2 separate regions of the Homo sapiens genome follow, and region 2 is linked to region 1. A link is a contact called in ENCODE Hi-C or POLR2A ChIA-PET data. All regions are on one chromosome and are shown on one strand. Each heading gives the region's core, a stretch centred on a gene start or an enhancer-like site at or near the end of the contact. The rest is flanking DNA. Distances are from core to core; before and after follow the strand shown. Region 1 has its middle 15 kb from the start of SIRPB2. Region 2 holds the start of SIRPD (signal regulatory protein delta).

Region 1 (5,177 bases), core at 1,918-4,417:
TGGAATGGCTATTCTGTTAGCAAGGCAGGAGGGACATTTGGCTGTGCAGAGGCCCAAACAAGGGTATCTTCCAAAATGGATGGTGAATTCAGTGAGCTATGGAAAACTGCACCCTCCTAGGATGCAAAGCCCTAGACATTTCCAGGCCTGTGAGGTGCTGAATTCATGCCAGAGAAGATTTTGGCTTCAAGAACCAGAACTTTGGGAGCTTCATCAAATATCCCCAAGGAAGAGCTTGTCATAGAGAGACTGCAGCAGGTAGTAGAACCGGCCAACTTCAAATGGGACTTTGTCCAGTTAGGCCTGGACAAAGAGCAATGGCCATAGTGACCCATAAAGACTGAGAACCAGAATTCATCTCCTTTGTCTTGGAAGGCAACAGCCCCGGTGCCCTGATCCAATCCAAGAGTGGAGTGGGGAGCTATGGAAAATAGCTGCTATTCACTTTCTCTCCAACCATGGTAGAGGCACATGCTCAAACTGGATTTCATAGGATTAAGAAAAAAAAATCTTAACATTACATGCTTATTACAAAGGAAAAAAGAATACAGTGGAAATGCCTGGAAGACATCACAAAGTAATCAAAGTGAACATGACTAGTAATGGGACCGATTGTGTGCCTTCTGATTGGAAGCAATGAGAACACAGCATCACTTCCAGATATTCCTGCCAAAGGTGCCAAAACCTGACTCTCATCATGAGGAAGTGTTAGAAAAATACAAAATTAGGGGCATTCTACACAATAACTGGCCTATACTTTTAAAAAGTGTCAGGGTCATAAAGTAAAGGAAAGGAGATTTTTTTTCTATATTAAGGAAAACTAGAGAGGTATGGCAACTAAATGTAACTGGATCCTTTCTCTATAAAAACATGTTATTGAAACAATTGGCAAAACTTGTAGGGAATCTAAAGATAAGATGGTAATAATGTGCCTATGTTAATTTCCTGATTTTGATGGTCTGGTGGTCATGCAGGAAAATGTTCTTATTTGTAGGAAATACGCACTGAGATATTCAGGGGTGTCTTAGTCCGTTTGGGCTGCTATAACAAAATGCCATTAGCTGGGTAATTTATAAACAACAAAAGCTCATTTCTCACATTTCTGGAGGCTAGGAAGTCCAGGGTCAAGGCACCAGCAGGTTCACCATCTGGTGAGGGTTTGCCCTCACTTCCAAGATGTCACCTTGCTCCCTGTCCTCACATGGCAGAGGGGATAAACGCTGTGTACTCACATGACAAAAGATGGCTGAGGAGCTCTCTTGAGCCTCTTTTCTAAGGGTACTAATCCCATTCATGAGGGTGGATTCCTCATGACTTAATCACTCCCCAAAGGCCCTACCTCTTACTACCATCACATTGGCTATTAGGTGCTAACATGTGGATTTGGGGAGATACCAACATCCAAGCCATAACCAGGGACGATAAGGCAATATGCCAGCAATTTATTCACAGATGTTTCTGAAAAGAGGCTCTTTATCCCACACTTGTAACTTTTCTACCAGATGAAGATTGTTTCCAAAAAAACTGTAATTAAGTAATATTCAGGTATTATGGAGCAATTCATATCTGCTGCAAAACAGATAGGTAGCTGACATACACTGAAAGCGTGCTGTGTGCCAGACTGTTCTGAGTACTTTCCGTGTTATAAACTGCGTTACTCTCATAACAACCAGATGAGGTATAACCTATACTTACCTTAATTTTGCAAATGAGAAAAAATGAGACACAAAATTTTATTGACTTGTCCAAGGTTGCACAGCTCCTAAGTGCCTGGCTGGAGTTTGAACCCAGGCAGTCTGGTTCAAACTCCCTTGTTCCTAACTACCACATACTCTCTTCTGATACTTTTGTCCAGTCCAATGGCCTTATATATCATTGAAATATAGCTCAAGGACTCAAATTTATTTCTCCAGCTGGGACTTCCCCCATGAATTTCATGTCCATCTGTCTACTCAACAGCTCCATTTGTCTGCCCAATAATATCTCAAAGCTTACATCCCAAAATCTGGCCTTCTGCTTATCCCCCAAAACTCTGCTCCACCCACAGACTCCCCCATTTCGGCTGATAAGAACTCCATCTCTCCAGCTGATGAGCCAAAAACCTAGGAGGTATGCTTGATTCCTCTCCTCTCTTATCCCGCTCCCTTTATGTCAGGAAATTACATTAGCTTTAAAATATATTCAGAATCTGACTATTTCTCACTATCCCCATTGCCAGATTTCACCCTTCATCCTCTCGTTCCTGGATTGCTGCCATTAGCCCCTCACTGGTCTCCCTATAGCCAGCATAGGAATCCTTTCAAACAAAGGCCAGATCATGTCCCACCTCTTCCCAAAACTTGCTACAGCTGCTCATCTCACTGCAAGTAAAGCCAAAGTTCTTACCTTGGCCCTCACAGCCCCTCACCACCTGCTTACCCCAACCCCCTTTCCCTGGTCTATATTTCTTTCCACAGGCCTTATCACTTTCTAAGATACTATATCATTTACTTATTTACTTTATTTATTATTGTGTATTGCCTGCCTCCCCAATTGGGATGTGTACTTCAGTTAATAAGGACAGTGAGTTTTGTCTGCCTTATTCACTGATGTATCCTAAGCACCAAGAATAGTTCTGGTACATAGCGCATGCTAATATTTGTTGAATGAATCAGTGACTACACCCTACAATCTCTCATATTGGGGTGAGAGCAGAAATGAAGAGAAGGATGAATAGACAGCAGGAGACAGAGGGGGAGAAAGAAGAGAGAGCCCCTAGGTCTAGGGCTGCAGAGAACATTCCTTAGTCCTGCCAGCTCTAATAGCTTGTCCCATGATCTGTGGCTAGAAGTTATCACAATATTTATGAAAATCACTCTTTGGGAAGGTAGCAATGAATACTGGATAGTAAGAAGGAGTTTGTGTGCTTGTTCTGGCCTCAAACCCAGGGCTGATCAATGTCTACCATTTCCCTGGCTCCTGAAAGATGCATTCTCTGATGTGGAGCATTGTCATGTGTCATTACCAGGTTCCAGGGAGGGAAAGTGAAGAAAGAGCTGCCCTTTGCTTCACCTCTTCTGAGTAACAGGGTTGAAATTCTCTATCTTCTCTCTGGCTCCAAGCACTCTCCTGCCCTGCCCCTCCCTTCTTAGGATAAATCCAGTTAACAGAGCCTGAGGCCCCAGGCACCATGACTGGCCACATCCAGTCCACCCACATCGGTGGCCCCTGGCCAACTTTACTGCCAACCCTACTTGTGGGATGCTCCTGTGTATAGGATAAAGCACACAGAACAAGGTGCTGGGAGGCTGAACCCAAAGGCTACTAACATGGCAGACCAAGACGAGCGAGAAAGGAAAAGCCCATACAAAATAACAACAACCTTCCCCAATTTCTTTCCAAGTCAAGTTTACCCAAACTTGTTGAACAGTCTCCCTTTGTGTTCCTGTCCCTGTACCCAGTTTATTGAACAAGCTGGACTCAGTAGGGTTGAAGCAGAAAGCTGCTTCATTCTTCTTCACCACTGCCCTTTCAAATCTGCCAAATTATTCCTCCTAAGAGGCAGTAATGGTACCTATTATTCAGGTAATAAAAATTGCAATCTCTCATTCAATATGAGTGATGGTGGGCTTCTTGGCTATTTTCCACCTTGCTCTTCCATTCTTCTTTTCTCTCACTGCCACCTCTGGAGCAGAGGAAAGGGGAAACTAAGGACTAAGGCTGGGGTGATTTATGACTTGCCCATATTCTTGCCACCTCATCAGGCCAAGGGCAGGATTTAAACCCAGATCCCCCTGACCAGAAGCAGAGGTCTTTCTGCTCCACTGCAGCTATAACACATTTATCTCTCTTTCCCTCTCTATAACACACACTCGCCATAACACACGTATCTCTCTCCCTCTCTCTCTCTCTCTCTCTCTCTCTCACACACACACACACACACACACGGTGTGGGGAAGGCGTTTAGGTCCTTCCTAGCTAGACATTCTGCTGCCGAAATAATGATGCCTGAATATTTGGTGAGAACAAAAGCGCTGCATACATAGGCATGTCAAAAGGAAGCCTAAAAATATTTAACAGACACAAAAAATAGTCGGAATCCAGGTGTTCAGGCTGCTTTAGGGAGGTGTTGCTTCCCGGGATGTTGGGAGACTACCAGATAAATGCTCACGAAACAGCACAGCTCAGATCAATTACATCACGTAGAAAATCGGACAGAAGAGGACTTGCTTCCTTACTGATAAAAGACCTAAGACTAAGGCTGACCTTGACCAGGGTATACAACCAGGGTGATTGAAAGAAATCCCACTCCAAGTGGAGCCGGGCTACATAGGACCTGGGGTGGAAGATAGATCCAAGGAGCAAGACGGAGGGATCTAGCTCCAATTTCTAAGTCCTGGACAAGGGAAACCTGTGTCACTGTGTTGTACACTGGAAACTGCTCAGCTACGTTGAGTAGTGAAGTAAAAAATGAAGTATTAATTTAATGAAAGTACCCAGCATGGCCCTGAGAAAGTGCACTATTTTATTGGGAAAAAAAAAAAACTTTGTTAAATATTATAAGGTGCTCAGTAGCATTAATAATCATGCAAACTGGGAAGAAACCCCAACTCCTGACTTCTCTTTGGGAGGGGAAAGGAGTGGAACATTGATCCAATATTTTGACTTTTTGGGGTGCTGCCAAAGGACTAGTTTCCATCTTGCCTGAATTTAAATGCTGACGGGAATGAGGACCAGGTTTGAGGCCACTGAAAACGAAGATGATCAACATGACTTGGTCTAGCACCAAAATATGCAGTATCACAGATAAATAATAGGTGGAGCTATTAGTTTGTTCTAGCATCAGTCTGCAGTATCACAGACAGAAACTAGGTGGAACTTCAGTACCGTGGCTTACTGCAGCACCAGCCAGACCGCAGCATCATAGGCAGACACTAGAGGGAGCGCTTCAATAGAAAGACCTCTTCCGTTACGTGATTACACACTAAGTCCCAAAAGGGTGCATTCCCAGAGAAGGGTTGACAGGTCTCCAGATTCTCTAGCCAGGCTGATTGGAGAAAGTCCTCCCTGTAGAAAACCAGACCACAAAGACTGCACGGGGTAGCTGAGTTTTCAAATGCCAAAGTACCAAGAGAAGATAAGAAGACATATAAAGGGACAGGAAAACATGGCCTATTCAAAGAAACACATTACATCTC
Region 2 (5,099 bases), core at 1,677-4,176, 52 kb before region 1:
GGACTTCATTGCAGCCCAGCTTCTTCTTCTACCCAGTCCTGCTTCCATCTTCTCCCGTCCACAAGTGTTGATCCTAAAAGTACTCCCTGAAAGATAACCTGCTTGTTCATCTTCACCCCAGAGTCTGTCTCCCAGGGAACCCAACCTGGGACAGTGAAGCTATGCTACGTATCAGAAAGGTGGGGATCCCTTCATCTCTAAGGGAGCAAGTCAGTCACAGAAGAAAGCCTTGTTTATAGTACCTCCAGATTAATGAGAATCCACAAAAATGTTTATTCAAGAGAGGGACATAATTAAATCTATGTTGTAAAAAGACCAGTCTGGCTGAAGAAGGAGAAAGAGATTATAGGGGGCAAATAAAAATGGGGGTACCCTAGTGAGAAGGCAATTGTTCTTATTCAGGCAAGAGATGATGATAGAGATGGAGAAAGAGATTAATTCAGAAGGGATTTAGGAGGTAAATCCAATAGGGCCTGGTAGGGGCAAGATAGGAGTGTGAAACTATGCCCCCAAAGAGTTAAAGAAACCAGTCACTAAGAAATTCTTGAGTTTACAGGATAGCAGATAAGAAAAAAAAAAAATTGCTAAACTGCCGAAACTTCCTCCACTTGTAGGATAACAAAACTGACTAAAATCTGTTGGAACCAATATGGCCAACTGGAGTTTGCTCAGAATGAGCTTGCTGATGTCACAGCCTGAGTTTCTACCACGTATTTCATGATGACGCCCCAGGGTTTTGCACATGGGAGCCGTGAAGAGGCATAGAGAGATAACTGTACATGCCCAAGGACTTTCCAGACCTCCCCTTTCCTTTCACAAATCACATACTAATCCCAGAATCCAACCCCTAAACTTTTGCTAATAAAACTACTGCCTTGAAGCCAGCACATGGAGCTAGATTTGAGGTAGACTTCTGTCTTCCTGTTAGTCAACTTGCAATAAAAAGCTTTTCTTTTCTCAAAAGCCTGGTGTCACAGTATTGGCTTCTAGCACATCAGGCAGCAACCCCCTTTCACTTGGTAACAAGTGGATAAGTGAGGGTATAGAACATGAGTCCCTTCCTGGTTTGACAAACTGCTTAGATGATGGTACCATATACAAAACAGGCATGGTGTGGGAGAAGATAAGGTTTGTGAGTGCAGATCTGAAACTCAAACTTGAATATTTAAGGTATACAAAGAGGCCAGGCTCAGTGGCTCACACCTGAAATCCCAGCACTTTGGGAGGCTGAGGCAGGTGGATCATCTGAGGTCAGAAGTTCGAGACCAGCCTAACCAATATGGTGAAACCCTGTCTCTATTAAAAATACAAAAATTAGCCAGGCGTGGTGGTGGGCGCCTGTAGTCTCAGCTACTCGGGAGGCTGAGGCAGGAGAATCACTTGAACTCGGGAGGCAGAGGTTGCAGTGAGCCGAGGTCATACCATTGCACTCCAGCCTGGGCAACAAGAGCGAAACTCTGTCTCGAAAAAAAAAATACATATATATATATATATACAAATGAAGATGTCAAGAAGGTTGCAGAATATACAGGTCTGTATCATGGGCCCAAGATTACTCAGCTCTTAGGAGGTGCGTTCAGGATTCTAGCCTAGATTATATCTGATTCCAAAGCTGGCACTCTTGGATACTGACCCGTGAGTACTGACTCTCCAAGGAACTTAGAGTCTAATGAAAGGTGAGAAGATTCCTCAGAGTAGGGGAAGGGGAGGATGATGGAGGCTGGAGGAATGTTCCTGTCTAGTTCCAAGCAGGGGCCATGGATAGGAATTCCTTTGTGGAATTCATCATTTCAGAACAACGGGATAGGATGATGACATCACAAGGGGATGGGGACTCTTGTCGTCTCAGAGAGAACGTGCCAGCCTGGCTCTGCTTTCTTTTCCTAGAGGGTCTAACACCTCTCCCGGCCCTGACATCTAGCTGGTTCCTGAGGAGGAGGCAGAAGTCATGAGGAGGCAATGGGGAAACAGCCATGGCAGCCAGTGCCTGCCTGTGGATGCTTGGACATTAAAGGGTCACCAGCTGAGTGTGGGCTGAGTGTCCCTGAACACAACATTTGTGCTTAGGAAGAACCCATTCCAGAGCTGAGAGAGAAGGATGCCAACATGCTGCTTCCTCCCTCTTTCTGGGGGCATTTCTTCTGCCCCTCCAATCCCATCTCTGAGAGCTGGTCCCAGGTCCAGCCCAAGCAGGAGAGGCAGCCCTCACCTTCCCAGGTGTTTGTAGGCATGTTACTCTCCCTCCTAGAGAGTGTTCCCCGCAGCTCCGCCTTCCCTGCAGGCCTCCTCCATCCTCTAAAGCACAAATCATCACCACCTGCACAACTCGAATGTCTTTCTCAGCCATGCCTGATTCCTCTGCAGGAAGGAAAAAGGAAGCAGTTCCTGGTAGTGTATGGAGGGACCCACAGAAAAGCCAAGAGCCCACAGCAGATATTGCTTGTTTTTTACCTCTAACTACTCTGGAGTGCAAGAAAGGGCATCCATTGTAAAGTCCAACTCTTACCAAGTGGGTGAGGCTATAGACATCTTGTCTCTTTCTTCAGCTGTGCAGCTCAGACAGGCCCAGATGTTGAGCTCATGCAGGAGCTAGACCCATACCTGCGCATCATGTGGATGAGGCCTTTGTCTAGCCTATGTGTCTGAGGCTCCTAGATAGGCAAAGGCCATGAAGTTGGGGAGAACCTGTGAGATGGGATGAAACTCAGGAAGGAGTATAAGGCTGTGGGTGTCAAGCCCCCCAGCCCCAGCAAAGCTAAATACTTCCAGCAGCAACTTCCTAGCTTGAAGCAACCTTGTCTGTTCAATTTTATAATCACAAAGGAAAAAGTGTCCCAGTCCCCTGGCCTTTCCTCTCATCACAATCCCCTTCCTCTGACATCACAGAGGCAAGAACTGTCTTCTCTGCTCGGAGCACTGAGTCGAGGGCATCTCCAGGACAGGCATTCAGGCAGAGCAAGCTCCAGGTTTCACCACAATGCCCATCCCTGCCTCCCCACTCCACCCACCTCTGCCTTCCTTACTGCTGTATCTGCTGCTTGAACTGGCAGGTGAGTGGGGCCTCAGTGTATGTGTGTGGTGGGTTCTCCCCTCTGCCTGTTTAGTGAACTCTCCCTCACCTGTTCCCATAGAATTTCTTTTGGGAGGGTTTTCTCCATCTTATCCCAGAACAGGCAGAACTCAGAAGACTACACTGGGATGGTCCCCAATTCTGACAAAGTCTCCCGGTGGCCATGTCTGTTGCAAATCTCTTTGCTCAGGTAAACGACTCACACCTATGGTCACAGGGCGGGGCACAGCATCCATCACAGCTCTCACCCTCCAGCCTCTGGAGGGTGTAATTTATTTTATTTTATTTTTACCTTTACTTATTTTTTTGAGACAGGGTCTCACTCTGTCACCTAGGCTGGAGTGCAGTGGTGCGATCTTGGCTCACTACAACTTCCACCTCCTGGGCTCAAGTGATTCTCGTGCCTCCAACTCCCAAGTAGCTGGGACTACAAGCACGCGCCACCATGCCCAGCTAATTTTTGTCTTTTTTGTAGAGATGGGGTTTCACCATGTTGCCCAGGCTGGTCTCAAACTTATGAGCTCAAGAGTTCCACCTGCCTCGGCCTCCCAAAGTGCTCGCATTATAGGCGTGAGCCACCACACCTGGCCCCTGGCAGATTTTACACTTCTTTCTGTGAAATTCAGTTTTTTATTTCTCTGTTGCCACTGCATTTGGCTGCTCTTAAAAAGTACTGCAAACTGGGTGGTTTAAATTACAGAAATTAATTTTCTCACAGGTCTGGAGACTAGATATTCAAAATCGAAGTGTGGGCAGGGTTGGTTCTTTCTGAGGACTGTGAGGTTGAATCTGTTCCATGTCTGTCTCTGAGCTTCTAGCAGTGGTAGCCTCAAACATTTGTTGGATGGCAGGTGGCACCACCCTCCCTGTATCCTCACATCATCTTACTCCCATGTATGTCTGTCTCTGTGTCCAAATTTCCACTTCCTATAAAAACATCCACCATATTGGATTAGCACCCACCTCAATGACCTCATTTTAACTTGATTTCCTCTGTAACTCTATTTCCAAGTAAGGTCACATTCTGAGCTACTTGTGGTTAAGACTTCAACATATATTTCGGAGGCATACAATTCAACTCATAATAGCCTCAACATGAAATTTTAATAACTTAGATATATTCTTTGTTGGTTTATGTACTGCATTTATATCTGTCTGTGCTTTATACATAGGAAGGGTAACTATAAAGCTTCCTCTTTTTATTCAATGGAGAGTTAAGGATGACTAAAAATATTTAGGTAAAAGCTAACTTAAGATACTTAAAGCTAGTAAAACTCACTTGAATTTTTAACTGTACTTATTGGGTGAGGTACACAGACTGTAAGGTGACTCCCAACTATCCCACCCTTATGTAATCTCAGTTGTGTGTGACATGCTTCTATCTGATAGAATATGGCCAAAGTGATGCACTGTCTCCCCCTTGAGTATGTTAGGTTGTGTAAGATCTATCACACTAGAGTTTTTTTGCAACTTCTGGCCTTAAAGAAGCAAGGAGCCATGTTGCAAACTGCCTGTGAGAAGGCCCACATGGCAATGAACTGAGGGAAGCCCCTAGAAGTTGAGGGCCTCAGTCCTACAACCACAAAGACCTGAATTCTGCCAACAACCTGAGTGAACTTAGAATGAACACTTCCCCAGTCAAACCCCCAGATGAGAACACAGCCCAGCTGGCACCTTGAGTGGAGCTTGGTGAGACCTTGAAGCAGAGAACCCAGCTAAGCTATATCTGAATTACAAATGGACAAAAATTGTGAAATAATTAATATGTGTTGTATTCAGCCTCTAAGTTTGTCGTAATTTGTTATTCAGCGATAGAAAAGGAATATACCGAGTAAGATGGCAAAACCATTCAAAATAAAGTCCTCCATTGTTTTGTAGAACTTATTTGTTTTTAAAGGTGTACAACTTGATGGTTTTTTAAATTTTATCTTGGTTTTAATTGACAAATAATAATTGTATATATTTATGTGGTATAATGTGATGTTCTTATACATGTCTACACAGTGAAATGATCAAATCAGGCTAATTA

The links. A loop is a pair of places that touch in the nucleus more often than their neighbours do. ChIA-PET counts read pairs that join two places held with the same protein, here RNA polymerase II (POLR2A). Pooled maps may share reads with other maps.
Region 2: a map of mammary epithelial cell shows a loop between it and region 1 (2.2-fold over the local background). The contact joins the promoter of SIRPD here to the enhancer-like site in region 1. A Hi-C loop is called at or near these places in 3 of 168 maps with a recorded cell type or tissue (PC-3, PC-9 and mammary epithelial cell) and 3 of 50 pooled maps. POLR2A ChIA-PET finds 5 or more read pairs at or near these places in 2 of 52 experiments (H1 and common myeloid progenitor, CD34-positive).

The regions. Positions count from the first base shown.
Region 1 is chr20:1,503,526-1,508,702 of GRCh38, reverse strand. No RefSeq gene overlaps it. Among named protein-coding and RNA genes, the nearest start is that of SIRPB2, 15 kb to the right of the region's middle. Within about 2 kb of position 3,167, at least 3 of the 41 ENCODE cell types and tissues checked have a DNase peak (open chromatin) inside an H3K27ac peak, as active enhancers do; they include PC-3, PC-9 and mammary epithelial cell, where a contact is called at or near this core.
Region 2 is chr20:1,555,532-1,560,630 of GRCh38, reverse strand. SIRPD (signal regulatory protein delta) reads left to right here and starts at 2,926. Exons shown (of 4, transcript NM_178460.3): 1 at 2,926-3,050. The coding sequence starts at 2,978. LOC107985409 (a long non-coding RNA gene) reads right to left here and starts at 2,624. Exons shown (of 3, transcript XR_007067493.1): 1 at 2,507-2,624; 2 at 1-86.